Regions from separate parts of the Mus musculus genome. Here all the other regions are linked to region 1. Evidence: chromatin loops called from intact Hi-C (ENCODE). Cell type or tissue: heart. All regions are shown on one strand. Region 1 holds the start of Heatr1 (HEAT repeat containing 1). Region 2 holds the start of Lgals8 (lectin, galactose binding, soluble 8). Region 3 holds the start of Ero1b (endoplasmic reticulum oxidoreductase 1 beta).

Evidence for each region. Peaks named below come from ENCODE experiments on the same cell type or tissue, not always from the same donor. Only the 100,000 strongest peaks of a DNase experiment are listed, where the experiment ranks them.
Region 2: a loop joins it to region 1, with 4 times the contacts of the local background. A loop is called at or near these places in 5 of 42 quality-filtered maps.
Region 3: it touches region 1 in a loop (9-fold over the local background); 3 of 42 quality-filtered maps call a loop at or near these places.

Annotation. Positions count from the first base shown.
Region 1 is chr13:12,390,549-12,398,548 of GRCm38, reverse strand. It overlaps Heatr1 (HEAT repeat containing 1), which reads right to left and starts at 3,174. Exons shown (of 45, transcript NM_144835.4): 1 at 3,079-3,174; 2 at 2,636-2,809; 3 at 1,911-2,127. The coding sequence starts at 2,777. In heart, no CTCF peak of the experiment used is centred here; a DNase peak (open chromatin) is centred at 3,328; H3K4me3 peaks cover 2,245 bases; H3K27ac peaks cover 1,304 bases.
Region 2 is chr13:12,456,021-12,464,020 of GRCm38, reverse strand. Lgals8 (lectin, galactose binding, soluble 8) reads left to right here and starts at 2,283. Exons shown (of 10, transcript NM_001199043.1): 1 at 2,283-2,780; 2 at 4,705-4,847; 3 at 7,589-7,677. The coding sequence starts at 4,806. In heart, a CTCF peak has its summit at 3,420; DNase peaks (open chromatin) are centred at 2,510 and 3,430; H3K4me3 peaks cover 2,213 bases; H3K27ac peaks cover 1,895 bases.
Region 3 is chr13:12,561,512-12,569,511 of GRCm38, reverse strand. Ero1b (endoplasmic reticulum oxidoreductase 1 beta) reads right to left here and starts at 3,629. Exons shown (of 16, transcript NM_026184.2): 1 at 3,334-3,629. The coding sequence starts at 3,435. In heart, a CTCF peak has its summit at 3,526 (motif pointing right); a DNase peak (open chromatin) is centred at 3,711; H3K4me3 peaks cover 1,638 bases; H3K27ac peaks cover 1,116 bases; H3K27me3 peaks cover 293 bases.

The sequences.
Region 1 (8,000 bases):
AATCAATTTGGAGGCAGTAACATTTTGAATGTTCAGTATCAAAATTTATACCCTATTCACTTTCTTTCAACTTTAATGAAACTGTGTAGTCACCACTAAGTCACAGAAAGCTAGCAGGCTAACAAGACAATAAACACTGAGCTTCACTGAGCTTCTCTGTGCTACAGTCACTGTCTACAGCTTTTCTTAGCTATGTTTCCAAAACCAGGTTTTTTTGGGAGGGGGTGGGGGACAGTTGGGGGTTGGAGGGATTGTTGTTTTTCAAGACAGGGTTTCTCTATGTAGCCCTGATGCTCTGGAACATGCTTTAAAGATCAGTCTGGCCTTGAACTCAGAGCTCCGCCTGCCTCTGATCCCAAGCACTGGAACTAAAGATATGAGGCACCATAGCCAGCAAAAAAGAAAAAAAAATTAATAAGATCACATTAATTTATTCAGATAGAAAATGACAAATAAATTAATGGAAAAGGAAAAGATGACAACATATATAATTTGTATATGAACTTGAAAAAATTTTTTGTCAGTCTCTCTACATTAAAAATGTTTAAAGATTCTCCTATTCTCTTGCATGCACTTAAAAAACACCATGTATTATTGCCCACGTGAGCCTGTGCAGCACATGCATACCCTTGCCCACAAAGGTCAGAGGGCACTTGGACCTGGAGTTTTACAGATAGCTCTAAGTGGCTCTGACGTGAGTACTGAGAACCCAACCCAGGCCCTCTTCAAGAACACTAAGCACTCTTCACCACGAGCAATCTCTTAAACCCCTACATGGACTTTAATAGTAGCAGACCTTGCCTTCTATCTACTTTATACAAGCTTTGGTATTAACTAAAACACTACTTGAATGAAGCTTTCCTCAACAAACCCTGGCATAGCTACCTCTCTAAATCTTGTGTAAAACTTTATTTAGGTATTTATTTAAAAGATAGCAACCAAGGAAAACCTACAGATATATATATATTTTTTTATCACTTTAACATTTGCTGAATAAAGGTTACATGAAGAAGGGCTGTAGTGATGGCTCAGCCATCTACAGGATTTGTTGCTCTCGCAGAGGTCAGAGTTTGGTTCCTAGCACGTATAGTGCTTAGAGTACAAGGCCTGGTACATAAATGCTTAACGCGCACATCACTAATACCACGTGATTTGGGTTGATATTTTAAAAGACATTCTTTACACCTAGCGAGGTAAGAAGGAACTGTACGTTTTGCCCCCATGTTAACGGATCTGCAATGTGAAGCTGCATCAGCTCCTGAGTACTGATGCAGTTAAGGCTGGTCTGGTAGCACACACTTATAACCACACTACTGAGGACCTGGGAGGCAAAAAGAGGCAGATTTATAAATCTGAGGCAAACTGATCTACTTAGTAAGTTCCAGGCCAGACAGGCAAAAAAAAAAAAAAAGTAAGTCAAAACCCAGCTTGAGCCAGGTGTGGTATCGCCTCTAATCCCAGCACTTGGGAGGAAGAGGCAGGTGGATCTCTGGGTGTGAGGCAAGGGTGGTGTACACACTGAGTTCTAAGACAGCTGAGACTACACAGAGAAACTCTCTCTCCACAAACAAAACAAACAACAATAACAACAAACGAGAGCTCTATAATAAGACCTTATCCCCAAAACAAAACTAGCCAAAGACAATGACATACTTCTCAGACTTGGGGAAGAAGGTGGCAGATTTCTGTGAGTTTGAGGTCAACCAGAGATACACACTGAGACCATGTCTCAAAAAACAAACAAACAAACAAACAAACCCCCTAAACCCTAAACACACTAGACAGGAACTAATGGCACCCTATTCAAGAAGAGCATGTTCACTTGACATTCTAAACATCATGTTAACCTTTGAAATTTGTGAAAGCAATCTAGCTTACCAAGTGTTGGCAACTAATGAAGGTTTAGCTACCTGTGAATCAGCCATTCCAGACACTTCTGCGCTGGCTTGAGGAGGAAATAAGGAGACAAGTGAAGGAGGAACGATGAAATGTTTTCATCCAGCTGCTTGTTCACTGCTTTGGTCTGGACGCTGCGCTCCAAGCCTTTTGCCAGCTGGCTGAACAATGGCGCTTCAAACTGTTCAAAGGCAGGGTCAATCCCAAGAAGCTCCTCCAGGCCAGTGCATCCTAGGAGGAGAGTCACGTGTAACTTCTTTGTAGGCAAACCCAACAGATACTCTCCTGTTCTCCTCACCCCCAAGCTCATGAACTCTGTTACCATGTGTTAGACACTCTCAAACACTGGCTTTAGTTGTTAACATATAGGATAAATCTGACCCCCACTCACTAGGAGAAAAGAAAGTACTTCATGACAAGAACTCCACCCGAGCCCTTCTTTTTAGTCATTAAAACTACATCTAGTTCTGAAAGTCTCCTCTCACACCACAGTCATTGTCTCGGTTTCTTTACTTTTCTTCCTTTTTACATATTAGTTAGTTTGTGAAATTTCAGATACCATTATTTATAAATACATTCACACATCTAGCAGTATTGCTGTTTCCCACCCCCTTACCAAGAAAACAAGGTACTGCTCGGGAAGCGAACGGGGGGGGGGGCAAGAAAATACAGAACCTCCCCCCCCCCCAACTCCCCGATATCATGCTCTGGGAGCTTTGCTAAGTGAAAGGTGGCTCACCGATGGCAAAGGCGGTGTCCCTGTCGATTGTGGCCGCCTCCTTGGGGTCAAATAACAGAGAGGCAACTTCACGTCTCGATAGGAGGCTGGGATCAGTTTGAGGGAGGGCGAGTCGCTGGAGCTGCTGGGCTAAGGACGTCATCTTGCACGGAGGCGGATGTCTCAAAACACCGGCTAAGAACGAACAGCGTGAAAAGTTTTTAGGAAACGTCAGGCGCCTTAACAGATGGCAGGCCAGGGCTCATGCTCTGGCAATACAGCGCTCAGTCCTTTCGAGGACACAGAAACTTGCTTCCCCGACCCTCCAGGACCCACCACAGCAATTGCGTTAACTACGCCTCCGCAGCACCAGCTTTCCCCAGCTCTGCACCACGACCTCACGGCCCACCCGGCCACCCGTTCCAAGTCACGGCCGCGCCTAGCCGCACCGTGCTCCTCCTCACCCTGAACTCGGAATATCAGCAGGATTAGACAGCTAACAACTCCTCAGATCAGCTCCCACATGGTGCCGGCACTGTCCCGGAACTCTAAAGCACGCCTCATAGGAACTTCCGGCTTCTCACTACGGCAAGAGAAAAGGGACACCTTTGTAGAAAACGCAATACAACGGCCCCGCCTCCGTGACTCTAAGTTCCGCCTATTCAGGCCAGCCATTTAATTCCCCGCCTACTTTCCCCTCTAAGGGCCTGAACCTCAAAGCCCCACCCTCCGCTCGCTCATCCAGTTAAGCTCCGCCTTCCATCCGCACCTCTTTCCAAGACACCACATTTATTCCACGCCCCTCCTTTAAGCTCCACCCTCACGAAAATGTGCTAAGCCACGCCTACAGTACCTCCCCCTTCTTTCCAGAAAGCCACCTATAAGTCCCGCCCCTCCGCTCCTTGGTGCTACAGCTCGCTTCTCTAGGTACCCGACGCCTCGCTCAGTGTTGCTATGTGCCTTCAGGCTTAGGTCTGGGATTCTTTTTCCCCAACCGCCTTTGGGAGCTTTACGGGTGTGTAGCAGGAACCGGTCATTCACGAGATACTTATCCAGCCTGCGAGGGGCTGAAGCGCGGGAAGCCGCGTTTCTAATTCTAATGCTACCCGAGGAGGGCACAAACCTAACGTGAGTTGTAGTTCTCAGTGCAATCTGGTTGCTCTGTAAGTAGTAAACACTCGCTGAACGCAGTTACTGACAACCTTATCACCTTTGCCTTGTCTGCAGTCCTAGGGAGTGGTGTTTTTCTTATTCTGTTATTATTATTATTAGAAACATGACATTTTAATTTTTTTAAGTGAAAATAACTTTTTTCAAGATGGGAGGTGGCGGCTCACTTCTTTAATTCCAGCTCGAGGGAGGCAGAGGCAGTCAGATCTGAATTCGAGGCAAGCCTGATTTGTGGAGTGAGTTTCAGAATATCCAGAGCTGCACAGAGAAACCTTGTCTCAAAAACAAACAAAAAACAAAAACAAAAAATACACAAAACTTTTTTGTTTTCATATTCTGGTTACAGTTTCGTTCCACAACTCTTCCCAGATCCTCCAACACTTCCCCTTCCACCCAAATCCACACCGTTTTTTCTCTTTCTTATTTAGGGTACAAACATACGATGATGACGACGAAGGCGATAGGCAAAATAAAAACAAACATCAGAATAAGACAAAACAAAGAGAAGAAAAAAGTGCCAAAGAAAAAGCTCAAGAAACACATATAGAAAGAGACATACCTGCTTATACACACAGAAAGCTTATAAAAATGCAAAACCAGAAACGGAGATATATACGCAAAGGACCTATAAGGAGGGGAAAAGATGCCCTGACAAAGAATTATGAGGCAAAAAAGGTCCAAAAATGCTACAGAGTTAGTTCAAGTTAGCTCATCTTACATTGTCCATATGGTAATTGGGACCTAGCCTTAGGTTTGCACAGTGAGTTAGCTCCACTGTAGAAAACTGATTTGTGAGTGATTGTCAGTGGGAGATACCTCTGGGTTAGGGACAGGGGCTTGTGTCCTTCCTCTCTCAGTGCTGAAAGCCCATCTGCTCCAGACCTGTGGAAGCCCTGTGCGTGCGTGCTGCCACAGTCTCTTCTGCTGTGTTTGGAAGGTCTTGCTTTCCTGGTGTCTTCCATCCCCACTGGCTCTTTCTATCTTTTTGTCCTCCTCTCCTACCGTCCCCTTTGGCCTCCTTTTTGCCTTCCTGAGGGAGTGGGGGGGGGGATTAGATGGAAACATCATATTTACGACTGAGTATTTGAGGTCTCTCATTCTCTAGACATTACCCAGCTGTGGCTCTCTGTATTTGTTCTCTTCTGCTGCAGGAGGAAGTTTCTCTGGTAGCAGCTAAGCAAGAAATACTGATCTGAGTATAGCAGAATGTCTTTAAGAGCTGTGTGTGTGTGTGTGTGTGTGTGTGTGTGTGTGTGTGTGTGTGTGTGTGTGTGTGTATTTAAAAGTCTCATATATATACTATTGTCTAATATATATATTAGTTCCCTAGCCTATCTGGTCTCAGATTCTTGGCCACTAAGCAGTGTAAGGCATGGAATCCATCTCATGGACTGGCCCTTAAATCCAACCAGGTATTCATTGGTTACTCCTCAACTTTGCGCCATCATTGTACCAGCATAGCTTGCAGGCAGCTCACTGTTATCGATCAAAGGTTTGGTAGCTAGATTGGTCTTTACCTTTCTCTCTAGTAAGCATGCAGTGCACCTCCCAGGACCATTAACACTAGTCAGTAGGTGTGAAGGCTGTTTGTAGGCACCAGCTCGACTTCTCCACGTTCGATGAATTGTGTAGATGTTGTCTGCAGCAATATGGCCTTACAGTCAGTTTGTGGAGAGCAATCAACAGCTTTGGCAATAGCCTGGGTTGTCTGGAGATGCCTATGGGGCCCCTTTGGCTAACAACTTGATTCGATGTAACCCATTCCTGGGACTGGAGACTTCATTTGGTAACGAAAGACATCCAATTGGGGCTCCATTTTCCCATGATTTGGTAATTCCACTTGGATCACCTTCATATATGTCTATATTTTAGAAGTTTCCATACAACCCGTCAAATGGCCCTTAGTTTTAGCTGTCTCTCCCTGTATTTCCTCCCTCACCCCTTTCTTCTCTCTCTCTCTCTCTCTCTCTCTCTCTGATCCTCCTGTTGCAATCCCATCCCACCACATTCTTCCATAACTGTCTATTCTATTTCCCCTTCCTAGGGAGAGCCAACCTACCCTCCCCCAGCCCCTTACTTTATACCTAATCTCTATGTTTGTATAGATGGTAGTCTGCTTATTGAAAAATTAACAGTTAACATCCACATATAAGTGACTATTTACCATTTTTGTCTTTGGGGATCTGGGTTATGATTTGTTTTTTCTAGTTCCATAGATGTTCCTGAGAATTTCACGGTTTCATTTGTTTAACCACTGAGTAATGTTCCATTGTATAAATATGTCACATTTTCTTTATCTCATTCATTCATTGATAGGCATCTAGTGTAGTGATAAGTATAGTGTAGTCTTTATGTCTGGCTTTAAGTAAAATGTATGGTAAAGCCTTTGAGTCTGGCTTTGAGAGAAATGTTTCAGCAAAGCCTTTATGTTTGAGTCAATCAGTAGAGGCTGAGAAATTGTTTTGAGACTGTTTGAACCTTGAAGCACTGTTGTCTCTCTGGAGGGTCTGCACTTGGTGCTATATGAGAGCACTAATCTTGGTCCTGAAGACAGTCCTGGCAAACCTGGAATTCTTACTTTTGATTATGGATTGCCATGATCAAAAGGGACTGAAATTTATATAGGTTGTCTGTTCTCATGGGCAGCAAGGGCAAGATAACTTCGGTAACTGGAGCTTTTTCCAGCCACAATTCACCTTGTATGATGTTTGAATAAAGTAACTGGAGTGAGCTAGCTGGGTGTCAGTCTTTTCTAAGAAGGCTGAATCCCTTTGCTCCTTCAGAAAAATGAAGGCTTAGCGTCTTTTTATTTTTCTGGCCTTGAACTCAGAAATCTGCCTGCCTCTGCCTCCCAAGTGCTGGGATTAAAGGCGTGTGCCACCACTGCCTGGCTAAGGCTAAGTATCTTGGTGAGCTTCTCTCTCTACTGTGGTACCCATGACCAACATCAAACAATAATCTAGTCTGTTTTCCTTTTCTGGCTATTATAAGTAGATCAGCAATAAACATAGTTGAGCAAGTGTCTCTGTAGTAGGATATCAAGTCCTTTGAGTATATGCGCAAGAAGGTTATAATCGATCTTGGAGATAGATCGATTCCCAGCTCTCTAGAGGGCTGTCACACTGATTTCCATATTGGTTGTGCAAGTTTACACTCCCACCAGCAATGGATAAGGGTCCCCCTTATTTCACACGCCCCCCAGCATGAGCTATCACTTGTTTTATTGATCTGGGTCATTCTGACTGGGGTAAGATGCAATCTCAAAGTAGTTTTGATTTGCATTTCCCTGATGGCTAAGGATGTTGAGTGTCTCTTAGTGTTTCTAAAGCTGAAAATTCCCTCTTTCAAGTTCTGTGAAGAATTATGTTGGAATTTTGATGGAGATTGGGTTGAATCTATATTGCTTTTGATAGAACAACCATTTATATTTATGACTTTAAGAATTCTCTCTTTAGATCTGTACTCCATTTTTAAATTGTTTTTTTGTTTGTTTGTTTTTTGTGTGGGTGGGTGTTTTGTTTTGTTTTGTTTTGTTTTGTTTTGTTTTTTCAAGACAGGGTTTCTCTGTATAGTCCTGGCTGTCCTGGAACTCACTTTGTAGACCAGGCTGGCCTCGAACTCAGAAATCTGCCTGCCTCTGCCTCCAGAATGCTGGGATTAAAGGCGTGCACCACCATCTCCTGGCTGGGTTGTTTTCTTAATGTTCAGGTTTTTTTTTAAGTTATTTATGTATTTTAGATATATTTAGATATTAGCACTCTATTAGACGTGTAGTTGGTAAGAATCTTTTGCAGTCTGTAGCCTGCTGCTTTGTTCAGATTGATAGTGTCCTTTGACATACAGAAGCATTTCGGTTTCATGTGGTCTCCTTGTTTTTCTTAGTGCCTGTGCTGCTTTCAGTGCTCTGTTCAGAATCCCTGTACCATGGGTTCAAGACTATTCCCCACCTTCTTCTCTCCTCCCAGATTTGGTGTATCTGGCCTTATGTTGAGGTCTTTGATTCACTTAGAGTTGAGTTTTGTGTAGGGTGGTAAGTATGAATCTATTTACAGCCATCCATTTTGACAAGCACCATTTGTTGAAGATGTTGTCTTCCCCCCCCCCCAGTGTGTATTTCTGGCTTCTTTAACAAAAATCAGGTATGCACGGAGTGTGAATTTATGTCTGGGTCTTCAATTCGATTCCATTGATCAACGTGTTCATTTTGGGGCCAATG
Region 2 (8,000 bases), 65 kb before region 1:
TGATTTTGGTTTTTTGAGACAGAGTTTCTCTGTGTAGCCTTGGCTGTCCTGAAACTCCCTCTATAGACCAGGCTGTCCCCAAACTCAAAGAGATTCACCTCCCTCTGTCTTCTGAGTACTGGGATTGAAGGACATCACTGCCCAGCCTATGAATAGCCTTTTAAAAAACTGGACAGAATATTCCAAACTGATTCTCCATTGAAACATATGAAGTCAGAGCAGAAACACTTATGCAAGGGTGGGCATCTCTCCAGCCCCAGTGAAAAGCTTTCCTTACTCTTCCACTTGCTCGATTCTCAATTCTTCCCAGCTAAGTGTTTTGCGAGTTTATGAGCCCTCTTCACAGGGCTTCTCCAGCTCTCATTTCTACACTTCTTTAAAGTCAGTTTCCAGTGAGCCCGGCAGCTACACAACACGCATTGATCCTGTTCCTGCTCTTTGACCCCTCAGAGCATTCAGAAACCTGGATGTTCTCTGTTTTGGATACCCATAGCCATTCCCAGCAGGTCGGTCTCTAAAGTCTCTCTCTCTCTCTCTCTCTCTCTCTCTCTCTCTCTCTCCCTTAATCCCCCTCTCTTTTCCTGACTTTTCTCCCAGGCTCTGGCCAAGTCTGTTTCCTCCTCCTATCTGCACTCCTAAAGGACCTCACTTCCAAGCTGTCATCCCCTCTTCCTCCCACCCATCAGCCTCAGCATGCTGATCTTTATTTTCAGAGCACACAGTTGCTCTCAGCAGCTCCGGGATTTTGTACTAGCTATTCCCACACCTTGGAATGCATCCAGCTCTGAGGTGAATTTATTATTTTAACTCTGTAAAGAAGGGGTCAACTCAGGCAAAACTGAAGATAACTCAACTGCTCTTCATTTTGAATAATGTAGCACTCAACCGAAGCCTGGGGAGCCCTTCTTTAGAGGCATTACAGTAGGGTTGGGAATGTGTATGGCAGATTCCCTATTGACCAAGCCAGCTCCGTCAGTCAACAGGTTCTCCAGGGAGGGAGTCGGAATTAAAAAGAAAAAAGACAACAAGACAACACTGTGGCATGACCCCAGCGAGTTCTGAGGCTGAGTCAGGCTTATAATGTTTTTCCAGTCTGCTTTGATACCAGTTTAAGTACATGCAAAATAATATCAGTTCTGGGTCAAGGACAAGCAGGACTATAAACACAAACAGTCAAGGAACAAAGTCCTGTGATCAATGTTTCCAGGCAGGGGCTTATCAAGATGACCAAGATATCTGAGCCTACTTCCCTCTCCTAGCCCAAAGTCACATTCTTGACTGAAGCCTACTTCTTTGCTCTAGCCCAAAACGATATTCCTGCCTGAGCTTACTTCTGTGTCCTGGCCCAATGTTTAATTCCTGCAAAGTTTCTAGAAACGGGCTCCAAAAGCTCTCCACACCCTATCTCTTACAAACCCCAGAAAGTGTAGTGAGAAGCCTACCACACCTAGTAATAACAACAGAGCTAAGACAACATACATCAAGGGTTAACTCCAGCTATTAAAGTAGAATCTTGAGGAGTTAATCAAAATTAGAAAATGGACATGAGGAAGGAGAAAAAGTAACGAATCAGAACACGAGGTTGCTGCTAAGAGGCTTTAAAAAAATAAAATACAAGTTCAAAACAAAATAAAACACACAGCCAGAGAAAAAGACCAAATGGCTATGTCAAACATGTCCTTTAAAAACAAACATGGCTAATATCTAGAAAAGAACATAACCTTGAGGCCATTAGGACATCAAAACTAGGTAGCTCAGTCAGCCATTCTCAGCGCCCTACAGTTTTATTTAAGTTTGTTCGTACAAATACGGGGCAAACCGTCAGCAGTGCAGCGCCCTGACTATGCAGCTCAGTGCTTATTGACCATCTACTCTGCTCAGAACTGAGCATCAGTGTCTAAACTGTTTCCTAAGGAAGCGTTCCCTGTAGTAAACTCCAGCACAGAATAAGCGGCCAATCACCCAGTGTTGACATGTTCTGGCTACTGCTCACAGGATGGGGTTTCTTGCAGGGACAAAGAAGAACGAATTCCTCCACACACAAGGCTAGTTATTGGCAATGAGTGGCTGCTAAATCTGATTGGCTCACAACATTGTTCAGTTCTGACCCAAGGCTGCAAAGGAGGCAAACCCAGGAGTACCCCGGCCACACCCCCCACGATTATTCTTTAAGTGTATTTTTAACACCCTTGAGATCAGGTATCTGTCCCAGAGTGACCCCGAATTCCTTAAGTTCTCCAGTATGACATTGAACTTGTGGTCCTCCTGCCTCCACCTCGCAGGGCTGGAACTACAGGGGTGCACCCCGACCGATTTGTGCAGAGCTGGGTGGAAATCAACCTGGGGGCTTCCAGCACGTGAGGTGAGCCACACCCCAACCCCAGCCAGCCACTCCCACAGCCAGCCATAGGTCTGCGTGTGTGACATTAAGAGCCCAACAGCCCCAGCTCGCAGCACTCGGACGCCCCGCCCCTGCAGTCGTTCTCGCGGAAACGGCCGCGGGCTGACCCCGCCCTCTGCCTGTGGCGGCTCCGGGAACCGGACGGCGTCCGTCAGGGGACACAAGTCGGAGCAAAGCGCTTACTACCACCGGGGTGAGTCCTGGCGACTGCGGGCTCAGGGACATCGGGATACCACTGTTCCCGGACCGGAATCCGAGTGTGGACACGGCATCCCGCCGTCTCCTCCGTGACACATGCACGGGGCACCGGACACCGGGAGCGATCGTGGGTTGAGGCTTGTACTGGGACCGTAGTGTCGGGACAACGCTGACTGCTGCGGTGAGGGCTCTCCGCTCGGCGGCTCACCTGCCAGGGAAAGGGCGAGCATCACCTGGATCCCCAAGAATGACAGGCCCAGGGACAGTTGACAGCTGTGTCACACTCCGTTATTCCAGACACGCACTTTAGCATGCTGCGTCATTCTATCCCAACGTTAAACACGGGGAAACGCAATTTCTCTGGGTTTGGGAATCGTCCTAAACCTAAGCCACGGCTTGTTGTGACTGACGGTGATACGTGTCTGGAGACTTCGGAGAGTAGTTATTTAATGCCAACCTAGGCCATCTTGATCTCTCTCCGGGAAAGATATCAATTATGGATGTGGTGATGGCAATTCCTTGTCTCCTTTTTGCTCTAGTTCGTGCTTCCTGGATTGCACAGAACAGAATTAAAGGCTCAGAGGATTTGAATAAAATGAGTTAGTGACAGATACTAGGTAGGGGTCTAGGGTGGTTTTTAGGGGTGTAACCAAGAGAGATGCAATTTTCTTTTCTCCGGTAAAATAAGAGATTTGGCGAGTGCCTATTGTCTACAGCCTGGCGGAACTGTAGGAAGTAAAAGACAGGAAACTCTAGTTTCATTTTCTGGCTTGGTTCTGGTTTGAGTCATCAGGACTAGAGGTAGTAAATGATTCAGTGGGCAGGGCGCAGTGCCGAGGGGGCGCTCTTATCTTTCAAAACCGGGCTGATGCAAAACATTGCATTTGGTATTCCCCGGAGTAACTCTGCCACCCCCACCCCACCCTCAACTTACTTAATTTGGCTGGTTGAAGAAGAGCAATGTTTTCTAGCAATAATAGCTAACACATACAGAGCTGTTTTCTGCTATTTAAACTAGTACAATCCTCAGGGCAATCCTATGATGTGATTCCTACTTGTTTTACTAATAGGAAAAGTTAAATGAATATTGTCCTGGTTTCAAAGCACTGCTTGAGTGATATTTGTGTCTTGGTTTTGTGTTATTTCCTAGCTTGTATTTTATTTGTATTTACTGCTTTTGATTTGTTTGGTTTTGCAGTGCTGGCACAGAACCCAGGGCCTCATCACACTAGGCAAGCTCTCTATTCAGCCCTTAAACATTATCTTGAGACAGGATGCCTTAGTCTCTATTCTCCTGCTGTGAAGAGACACCATGACCATAGCAACTCTTTAAAAGGAACGCGTTTAACTGGGGCTTGCTTATAGTCTGAGAGGTTCAAGTCCATTGTCACCATGACTAGAAAGCACGTGGCATGCAGGCAGACGTGGTGCTGGAGAAGCAGCTGAAAGTTCTACATCCGGATTCCCAGGCCGCAGGAAGGGAGAGGCACTGGGCCTGGCTTGGGCTATACCTCTTAATCCTTTTAAATAGTTCCACTCTTTGGTGATTAAGCATTCAAACCTATGAACCTATGGGAGCCATTCTTATGTGAACTGCCTGCCACACGGGATCTAACTCACCTAGGCTAGGGTCCAATTGTTCTTCCTGTCGCAGGCTTGCTCACAAGTGGCTTCGATCACAGGTATTGTGCCACCACACTTACAGTTTTAGTATTTTTAACAGGAAACTTCATGTAATTTCCTCCTTACATATTTTTTAAATAATTCCTGCACTGATCACTTAAAATTATTTCATTTAAGGCCAGGCATGGTGGCACATGCCTTTAATCCCAGCGCTTGGAATGCAGAGGCAGGCAAATTTCTGAGTTCAAGGCCAGCCTGGTCTACAGAGTGAGTTCCAGGATAGCCAGGGCTACATAGAGAAACCCTGTCTCAGAAAAAAAAAATTATTTCATTTCTAAGTATGTTATGAAGACTATATGGTAGGACTTTGGTTATACTAACACTTATTTGGTAACTATCCGTAAAGTAATATAATTTACATAGAAAAGTTTGATGTAGAGAAAAATCACGCATGGCTGTTTTTCTATATTGTTTTTACACAGGACAAGTTTTTACTTTGAGTAATCCTTAAATGAAGAGTGGGTAAAGTGTGTATACGGAAGAGAGACTCCAATCAACAATATCAATAAGTTGAAAAAGAAAAATGTTGTCCTTAAATAACCTACAAAATATCATCTATAACCCGGTAACAGATTTTTACCTTTTTTTTTTTTTTTTTTTTTTTTTTTTTTGCCTGTGGTAGGATTGACAGGAAATACACTCAAGTTGTAATTATCACTGGGGCCAGGCATGAACACACAGTTCAGTTAGCACACACACACACACACACACACACACACACACATGTATGCATAAACCTTGACGCTACAACACACACATGAAGGGAAGGTCTGGGGACAACTCTTGGGAAATTATATTCTACCATTTGGGTCTGGAAGTTGAACTCAGGTGATCAGATTTGGCAGGAGGCACCTTTACCTGCTGAGCTATGGTACTGGCTTCCTTCCTTCCCCTGTCTGTCTGTCTGTCTGCCCATCTGTTGTATAGACGCTAGCACCTATGACTTCATGATTTGGGTGGATGATAGCACTAGGCCGCACTGTCCGTCCACCCACCACTCACTGTCCATTCACTTGTCAGTTTTTTCTGATTGTTTGTTTGGTTGGTTGGTTTTCTCTGTGTAGCTCTGGCTGTCCTGGAACTCACTTTGTAGACCAGGCTGGCCTCGAACTCAGAAATCCGCCTGCCTCTGCCTCCCGAGTGCTGGGATTAAAGGTATGTGCCCTCCCCCTGCCTGGCTGCTTGCTTGTTTTAAGATGTGGCATTGCCATGTTGTCCAGTCTGACCTCAAACTTGAAATCCACTTGCCTGAAACCCCAGTACTGGGATTATAGACTGGTGTGCTCCTCCACACCTGGCTTTTTGTGGTGTTTTTGAAATGAGAACTGTACACAAGAAGTTAATGTCTCAGACTTCTGCTCTGTTTTCCCAACACTGCTTGGAAGTGTAGCAGAGGAAATGTGGAGAGCCAGAGGCAAGAGAGCTGAGCAAACCATGTTGTCCAGTTTAGGCTGCTGGTGGGAGTCTGACTGACTGCTAGAAAACGCAGTCAACATCCTGGCCTTCTGGAAAGCTGTCAAGAGCTTTCTGGTTTTCTGTGCTGGCTAGCCTCTCTAGATGTGCCAGGTTTCCTTTTGCCACCACTGTTGTTAGAGACCTGACATAGGGCCACTGGTTTTTGGTGACGCCCCTAGGAGACTCTTGGGCAGTAGAATTGGTGAAAGTCAGTGAACTGGCTGCGCCTGTTGACAACCTAGCTGTGATTTCCCTCCATAACTTCCAGTACCACAGTGAAAGAAAGGTTTAACAACCATGTCAAGCAAACTGAATTTTGGGGAGAAATAGCCTTATGTCACAGTGGGTTTAAAAACGGTTTACAAAATCTGACATCAGTAAAGACATTTAAAGTGATTTGCTGTATGTTGTAGCTAAAAACATCTCAAGGTTTCAAGGTTGTGGACTGGAAAAAACAAGACTAGGCTTATGTGGTGTGTGTGTGTATCCATGCATGTATGTGTAGGAGAGAGTGCATGCATGTGTATATGTATGTGGTGAGTGTGTGTTTGGTGTGTGTGTGTGTGTGTGTGTGTGTGTGTGTGTATCCATGCATGTATGTGTAGGAGAGAGTGCATGCATGTGTATATGTATGTGGTGAGTGTGTGTGTGTGTGTTTTCTTTTTCTGGACTTGGTGGAAGACAGGAGCTGCTTCCCATTCATTTGACCTCATGAAGGTTTTAATGTTCTCAGTCCAGACTGGCGAAAGCTCTGTCCATGTAAACACTTCTTGGTACAGATGAAGTACACACTGTAACTGGTGGTATCTTTTTTTTTTTTTTTACTTTTCTACTTAGTATATTTCTTTCATTCGTTCCACTGAAATAATTTGAAAAATTAAAAGCCAGAGTCACTTTTCATTCAGATTGAGTGAGTAGTTTGAAGACGTCGCCGTCACTCGGTACCAGGAGTGCTGTGGAGTGGCATCTGTGGGCTCTTCATTGTCCTTGTCTTCCCGTGGGTTTTGTAGTAGTTGTTTTCCAGGAACTCTTGGTTTTGTTCTGTTGAGATAACCTGGGCACCTGACTTCGTAGCTGAGGTTAGCCTCCGGCTTACATCAGTCTTTTTGCCTCAGCTTCCAAGGGCAACTTGAGCTTCCACACCCAACTTGTGGGAACTTAAGCCCCTTTGATATCCAGCAGGCCAAGAAGCTAGTAGACACGAGTCTGCGTCAGTCTTATTCTCACAAACCACGCATCAGCATCTCATCAGCATTACCCCCAGCTGGAGCTGAGGGATGGCTCCTTCTGGAACCAGTTCCCTGAGGCCCCACCTGAGAGTCACCACACAGGGCGGTACCGGCTCCTAGCTGCTGAGTTATTGCAGCCAAAGGGCAGAGAGCAACTCTGCCTGAGGAAGAAATGCCAGGGCAGAGTCCAGCAGAATCCAGCACATGCTTCAGGGCCTTTGAGATCCTCCACAGTGACAGTAATGTGGAGCTGGTCACAGAGGGGCTGCCTGCTTCACATACAGGAGCACTCCAGGCACCTAGAAGGGAAGCTCAGGCGTTGTCCTGTTGTTTAGGGCGATAAGAGCCTTCTTGGAGACCCCAGTGAAGGCCTCAACCAGGAGTCAGCCTCTCCAGGGAGGCTCTCTGCCTCACGCTTGCTTCATCTCCATCAGTACCTTTCTCCTCGTCTCCAGTTGGCTCTTTACGTATGAGTTGAGAATTGGGCACGGTGACTGACTCTAATCAGTACTTAGGAGGCAGAGAGGCGGGAGAGTCAGAAGTTCAAGGTCATATCTTATTAGTCCACATTTGTCACTGCATTTGCTTATGGAAATATATTTCTAACATGTCATTCCCTTAGATAATCCCCTATGTTGGCACCATTACTGAGCAATTGAAGCCTGGCTCTCTGATTGTAATCCGTGGGCATGTCCCTAAAGATTCAGAAAGGTAAGATTACTGTGTGGGGTGGAAGGCCAGCTGTCTCTCCGTGACTGGAGAGGACATTTTGATGCTCTGAGGCCTCATTGCTTCACTGACAGCCCTGCTGGGGTGTGAGAAGAAGGAGTGATAGGGTGAAGGCTCCTGGAATGTTTTGTTTTGTTTTGAGACTGGGTCTCTACATAGCCCCAGCTGTCCTGGAACTCACTCCTTAGACAGGATGGTCTCAAACTCACAGAGATCTGTCTGCCTCTGCCTCCCGAGTACTGGGATTAAAGGCATCACCACCATGCCTAGCTGGCTACAGGAATCTTTTATATCATTGCTGTAAG
Region 3 (8,000 bases), 170 kb before region 1:
TTAACCTTCTGGCTATTCTTTTAGATGTTTAATACTTCTATGCTTTTCTTAAGTACACTAAAACTGATATTAAATTACCTACTTAAAAATTTCAGAGCCTAAGGTATTGTCTTGAGTGTTTCCACTTATAGGTGTTCCTCAACTTTCCATGAGAAATTGCTCCCCTCCCAATAAACCCACTAAAACAAAAATATCAAATGGAAATGCAATTGAGACACATAGCCTACCATACAGCATGGATCAGAACCTCAGGAGACAACTTGTGGAGTCTGAGTTGTTTATTATGCTTGTGTTGGCATAGCTGATGGTGAACTGTTGCTCACTGTCCCTTCCTAGCACTGAAATTACAGAACTAGCATAACAGAAAAAAAAAAGTATCAAATTACGAAGTAGTTTCTACTAAGCAGATATAGCTTTCTCACCTGTGTAATTTAAAGAAAAAAAAAAAAGTCCAACCATCGTAAGCCAAAAATTCAACCATCATAAGCCGGGGGCTATTTGTATCTGATTCAAGGTACCTAGTGCCTTGTGGCTTGTGATAACTTTTTTTGGCACGCTCCTAGCTGTTTACTCCACTGGACACTATCTCTGAAATCTCTTAAGTCCTTGAGTTGAAAACACACTTCTCTAGGAGGAACGGATATTTGCTCTCTCTGGTAACCTGGGCTTGCTGTGAATTCCACTTCTAGCCAAAGCTCATCCTAGCACGAGTGATACAGAGTAAGCCTGAAAAGGCACGTGAGGGAGGGGCTGCTCACAGTCACAGCTTCTCAGCCGAGTTTTCAGCCCCTTCTTCGTAACTTTTTTCCTTTTCCACAAAATGGGGCTCATTTTCCATTCACACTTACACTAACAATGTATCTCTTTGGGGGTCTCTTATGATTTTTCCATTTTTAGGGAAGACACTGGTGTTATTTCTTACCAATTCTACCTCCACGAAGCTGTGAGACTAAAAGCTTGGTCTTCAGGTTTAAAAGAAACAAATCCTCCGGGTAGTGGAATGAGTCCCACATTTCTGACCTCCATTTAGTGGGGAGCTCTGTGTTCCTTGATTTCATGCCACCTCAGATGGGCATTTTAAAGGGTTTCAAATATATTTGACAGAAATATCCTTTTACAGGAAAACTGTATGTTAGCATGCCATGAACCATATTTGCATTTCATTTATAAGAAAATGGGGCATCAGATATACAAATGAACATCCTCTCACATAGTCAAAAACATTTTCCTGCTTTCAATATAGAAGGCAAAGTACCTATTTCCTTAAATGACTTTGATTTCTTGTGAACAGAGGTGTTTGTTCAACAATTCTAATTCTTCCTCTTACTTTTACTCTTTCTCCCCCTGCACACCCCGTCCCCCAAGTTTAGGATGCATGAGAAGTAGAGGAACTGTCTATGTTCCACCTTCTGATTGTCTGGTCTCTGTTTTTCTGTCCACTGAAGCAAGTATGCTGATTTGTTAATGCTGGGTAGAGCATAAAGGGCTACATTAGGGCCCCAGTTTATGTAACTTAATAAGCCAATTAAGCTCTCTGAACTTCACTTAACCACCACAGCCTTACACATGATATGTACCAAATAAAATGAGGTAATATATAATTAAACATGTTACAGGTTAAAGTGCTATCTAAAAATGACATCAAAACTGTATTTAGAAGAACAAAATATACTTTTGTAGACAGGCACGGTGTTACTTTGAAATGCACAAATATTTTATTGTTGATATATATATTACAAATATATATCAACAAATAGAATTACAGGTACATTATAAACCACTAATTACATGTGATTATTGGTAGCTAGAGAAACCTTAAGTGAAGCTTCTAGACTAGTGATTTTAAAAGTATACAATTAATTAATGACATATATCAAGCAAGAAAACAAGAAATCAGACTTTATTTAAAAGTTCTAAATGTAAGCTCCACTCAAGTCAAACACTCAAACTAGTAACTACAAAGTAACTTTGCTATTGACAGCCTAGGAAATTTATTTTTTCTAAATCTGATAGATACACCCAGAATCCTATCATAGTGTTTGCCAAGCCTGACTAAAGTATAGTGGAAAGAACAATTGCATCACAGACACTTACAAGGCTTGTTTAAAATTCTGATTCCTTGCTCAGTTCCAGATGGACTCAGCAAGCTCCACGTTTAACAAAAGGTTTCTTTTCCTTTCCCTTTCTTCCTTCTTTTCTCTGACTGGTTCATTGTTTAGTTTTTTGAGAGAGGGTCTTGCTATGTAGTCCTGGCTAACCCAGAATCTCAATATGTAGGCCAGCGTCCAACCTGCGGCAATCCTACTGTTTTTCCTACTGTTTGTGTTTTTTACCCCTGAGAGCTGAGGCTACAGGTGTATGCCACTGTTCCTAGCTGTTTATTTTTATCAAATCATTCAAGAGAACTCACACATGGACACAAACAGAATATTCTTGTATTCTAGGACTTCATGCTGGACACCATAACACCATGAACAAGGCAGAAAAACATGTTTACACGGTTACTCTCACAGTTACCATCATTTTTTTTTCTCTTAGCAATGAGTGTTAATTGCTTCAAACTGCATGCCCCTCATTATCAGGCCATCTGAGACACTTTTGTTTTTCTTCGGTTTTGGCTCTTCGAGCTAGCACTTTGCAGCAGGTGCAGACAAGATATAGCAGCATCTGGCAACCTGTTCAAACCTTCCTCACTAAAAGAGGCAGAGCTAACCTATCTCTTTTCAAGGCAAGAGGCTGTGCTTTGGCTTTCGAGTATGTAGTGAACACTTCAGTAATACCTGCCTAACCAAGGCAACGTCAAAGTCTACCGGACTGTCCAGCCAGCAAGCCTCACTATAGACTTAAGAAGCCCACAGTAGGGGCCTAGGCCCTCCAGTGTCATAACTGGGCTCACCTGGCATGCCACTTTGCATACGTAGGACAGGTGGATAATTATAAAGCGGGTAATGCCTATAGCTATCTCTAGAGCACAAGTTCAAGGAAATGAAGTAATGCCCCCTCTAGCCCAGGAAGAGGATGGAGGGTCTGCCTCCCTGTCATCTGAGGGAAGGATGTCAGAGGTTTGTGTCCCCAACACCTTCACCACTCAAGACTTGTGTCTCCCCGTCACCATCACAAAGATAAAGCCGCTAGCGCTTACTGGCCGTCACCATCTTCCTCTTCCGTAAACCATCACCACGCGTGTCGTGTCCCCGCGCCCGCCGCGCTTTACAGACGTTTCCCGCACTAGCCGGCGCGGTTCTCAATCCCTGGCTGGCCACTCGCACCTGCACCTCGGCCTCTCGGCGACGCCGGCGTGACCCGTCCCCTGCCTTTGGTCCTCGGGCTTACCTGAGTCTTGACCAGACTTGAGAGGAAGCTCAGGGTGACAAGCAGTTGCACCGCGGCCGCCGCCCCCTGCCCAGTAACGGCCCGGCGGAACCCCGGACTCATGGTGACCTCGGCCGCTGCCGTCGCCTCGGCCGATCGGGGCTGGGGAACGACGGCCCGCCGCGACGACGACAGCAGGGGGCAGTGCCTGGGAGCCGGGAGCCTCCAGGACCCGGGGTCTGAGCGCCGGTCTCGGGCAAGGAACACTCTACCGTTCGCAGCAGCAGCGACTGATGTACCAGTGCTGCGCGCCCCCGCTTCATCCCAGGAGGCCCCGCCCCCGGCGTCCTCAGTTATGATCACGCCCTCTGCGCAAAGCCTTCTGGGAGTTGTAGTCCCTGTAGCCCCTTGGGGCCCCCCCACAGTGGGAAGGTCTTGAAAATGGAGAACTACAGGCTCGGAGGTCGCTCTGCCTCCCTGAGGCGGGGCTCCGCGGCGGCCAATGAGGCGGGACCACGAGGCCTCCAAAACACCCAGGAGCAGGCGGGAGAGTGGGTGCTGTTTTAGGGGTTGGCCTGAGGTGGTGGAACCTCTGTTTCGTCGCTCTGAGAAACAAGACTGTCCACCCCCATCCCCGCAGGTCTTCAGGCACTATGCCAATAGCTCTTTGTCACCGCTTGACCTACTGGGGCCAGGATTTTCTCGCCAGGCCGGCCGAATCTTTGACTTGCTATTCCCAAGAGCTTTCTTTGCCTTTTTTCTCACCTCTGCAGCTACCTAAAACCACCTGGCATCTTGTCAGGAAGTCTTCAGCACCTCCTTCATGTCACATGCCCCAGAAGTATCATTGCTTGGTGTCTCCACTACTCCTCTACCAACACCAGAAAATCTATAATACATTTTAAAGGATGAAGGAAAACCCCAGTCTATACAGTGAAAAACGAAGAATCGGGATAAACGCACAGAAAAGCTTAAAGGGACATAGACTATCCCAAATGTAACACATTCTAGATGGTTTTGTGGTCTTAATTACACCTCAAATATTGTTCTGGGATTATGTAAGGTTATGTACATAAGCTTCCTGTAGTCCCTAGCAAATAAGTGATCAATTAATGGTAATCGCTAACTTTACCGATATTCCTGAGTTATAGGAAACTTACATTCAGTAGTATGTATCAATTTGTCATTGTTGATGTAACAAATGACCAGAAGGGTAGTGATTGAAAACAACCCCAATGTATTATCTTACATTCTGGAAGCCAGAAAACTAAAACAAACTGCATCCATTTGGAATATTCTAGAGAATAATGTTTCCTTGCTTTTTCTAGCTTCTATGGCCAATCAAATTCCTAGATTCAGGACCTCACATGACACAGTGGCATAGCCTGCTTTTGTCGTCTGTGCTTTCTGACCCTATCTCTCTTGTGTCCCTACATATAAAGACTTTCGATTGCATGGTGCTCACCCGGATAACCCAGGCAATTTCCTGATCTCAAAATCCTTAATCACATCTTCAAAATCTCCTCTGGCCTCTCTGGTAACATGAGAACATTCGCATCCATGATTCCATCTAGACCCACTGCATGATCTGTAGGGTCAGCCAGAAATGAAAGTCCAGGGGAAATGAGAAGACTTTTAAGGCGGAGACAACAGAACAATAAACCAGTCCAAGACCCTGGAACTTCACAGGCCATCTTCCCATGTCACCAGCTCCCTTTTCTCCACATAGCTAACAGAGAACTGTGTGCGACTTGCTTCTCAAAGCTGCCTTTCTATGCTCTTCATCGCTCTGCGCTTTGGGTATGCATGGGACTTTCCTCAGGTCCCTTTGTGCTGCAATTGGCCCAGATAATGTGTACATCATGGAACATAGCCATTTTTTTTAGTTATAAACTGCCTTATTTTTAAATTTCACATTTTAAATATCTGATATCAAGGGCAGAAACCATGCCTGTCATTCGGAGCACTTCAGGGCCTGTCACAAAGAAAAACTTGAGCTTTTCTATCAACTTTTCAATTGGTAGAAGAAAAACAAGTTTACAAAGATTATAATGGCACACACACCATTTGTTTTAGCTCAGAAACTTTACTCACAATGTTTGGAAACATTTTTTTCTCTCAGTGAGTGAAATCAGACATGGGTGTTTTTCATGAAAAAGAAAGGTTCACATTGCCCTGTGCTGTGATCTGTTTTAGCGTTTGCTGTAATGAGCAGGATGAGGAGTTGATTAATTGATGAATAAGCTACTGTCCTCTGTTTTAGCCTTGCGGTTTATTTCTTATTAGAGCAGGCATTGCCTTTATAATGATACCCATGCTCCTTACCTACACTCCTTAACTTCAAACTTCCCATCCTAGTTAGGGGTTTGCAAGTTGAAACAGGAAGAACCTTTGTAGCAAGCTATAGAAAAATTCAGATCCAGCTAGATTTAAAAACAATAAGAAAACTAGTAATAAGTCAGGAAAACTGGCAACTTTGGGAATGAACAAGGCTTCATCACTTACAGTTCCAGAAAAGTGAGTCCATCGGGGTGTGACTCAAGGACCAAAAGGAGCATGGACCGTTCTGGACTTTTCCAGAACATTCCCATTGGCTTGGCTCATTGTTCTCGGTTACTTTTCACACTCTATCCTCCCATCAAACTTCAAATTACTCCTCAAGTTTAGCTGAGAGAAGGGGAGATGAGGGGAGGTAAAGAAGGGGAGAGAGAAAGAGAGAGAGAGAGAGAGAGAGAGAGAGAGAGAGAGAGAGAGAGAACAGAAATCCTGCAGGATTACAAAGAATGGGAAGAGGTACACAAATTCATGGAAGCCATTCTCTAAGTATGTCTCACGAATTTACTTTATTTTTTGTGGTTGTAGAAATTGAACCTAGGGCCTCACACATGTCAGACAAGCACTCTACTACTGAGCCATGTCCCTGGCCCTCTTCATGGTTTCATTTTAAAAACATTTTTATTTATGCATATATGTGTGTGCATGCAGTGCCTGCAGATGACAGAGAAAGGAATCAGATCCCCCTGGAACTGGAGTTATAGGAGGCTGGGGGCTGCCTGCTATGGGTGGTTAGGAGAGAACTGGGCCCTTCTGCAAGGGCAGCAAGCGTTCTTAACCACTGAGCCATCTCTCCAACTCCCTTTTTTAAATCTTGCTAAGTTGCCTAGAGAGGCCATGAGATTTCCATGTACGTGCCTCAAGCCAACTGAGTAGCCAGAATTGCAGGCCTGCCTCCAGGCCTGGCTTTAAAAGCACTTTTCTTTCTTTCTTTCTTTCTTTCTTTCTTTCTTTCTTTCTTTCTTTCTTTCTTTCTTCCTTCCTTCCTTCCTTCCTTCCTTTCTTTCATCCTTTCTTTCTTTCTTTCTTTCTTTCTTTCTTTCTTTCTTTCTAACCTTGGCTTGCACTCTATATTCATTAAATTGTCACAGATGTCCCGGTCTATGGGTACACAGAAAAGTATACCAAATAAAGCTGTAATATGTTTTTGCAGATAATGCAATTTATTATTTACAAACCACCTGGCTTAGACAAGCCTAATTTTCTGGAACTAAGGGACAGGAAAATTGTTTTTCTTTCAGTGGAAAAAAATATATGAGCCTCACAGATCAATTGTAGAAAGAGTGAGGACCAATTTTTGTCAATTAGTACAAGTCCTTCGGGGCAAACAGTGATGATTTCCCATTGACGTGGTGAGGGTGGGTCAATGTTCTCAGTACAGATGATCTGTTACTTTTCTCATTGCTGTGACCAGCAAGAAACAACTGAAGGGGAAACAGGTGAGTCCATCCGTCATGTGGTAGGGAGATACACCGAAGCAGGGGACCAGGCTCTAATCTGTAGCCATGGGAACATGAGGCTAGGGAACAAAAAAGTCAGGCTTTAAACCTCAGGCACCTACCCACCTACCCCTATATACACACACACAAACACACACACACCATACATAATACCACATACCTCACAGACATACACACTCACCCCTACCCACCTACCCCTACATACACAACACATACACACACACACACCATACATAATACCACACACCTCACAGACATACACACTCACCCCTACCCACCTACCCCTACATACACAACACATACACACACACACACACACACCCCAGAAACTGATTTCCTCAAGGCAGGTCCCCCTTCTAAAGGGCTCACAAACTCCCAAAACAATGCTACCAGCTGACCAAGGATTCAAATACAGGAGCCTCTGGGGACATTTTATATCCAAATTATGACAGGTGGTGAGGCATGATCTCATTTCCTGTAACTCTCAAAGGAGCCTAACGGAACTGAGCATGGGTGAACTGAGTATGTCTCACCTTTTGGAATGGATGCTGTCAGTGGCACTTAACCACTGAGCCATCTGCCCAGCCCTTTTTTGTTTGTTTCTTCTTGCTAAGTTGCACCGATAGGCCTTGCCATTTGACCCTTCTTCCTCAGCCTCTGAGTATCTGGGATCACAGGCCTCTGTCACAAGGCCTAGCTTTCAGATTCACCCTTCAAGGGAGAAGGCTCAGCTGGTAAGGTGTTTGCCATAAAAGCCAGAAATGTCGGGACAGCATTTGTTAACCCAGCACTGGGAGATGGAGACAGGTAGAGCTTCCTGGCCAGCCGGGCTAGCAGAATCTCAAAAAATCTCAAAAAAATAAGATGGAGAAAATAAGGGAGAACTGCATGTCA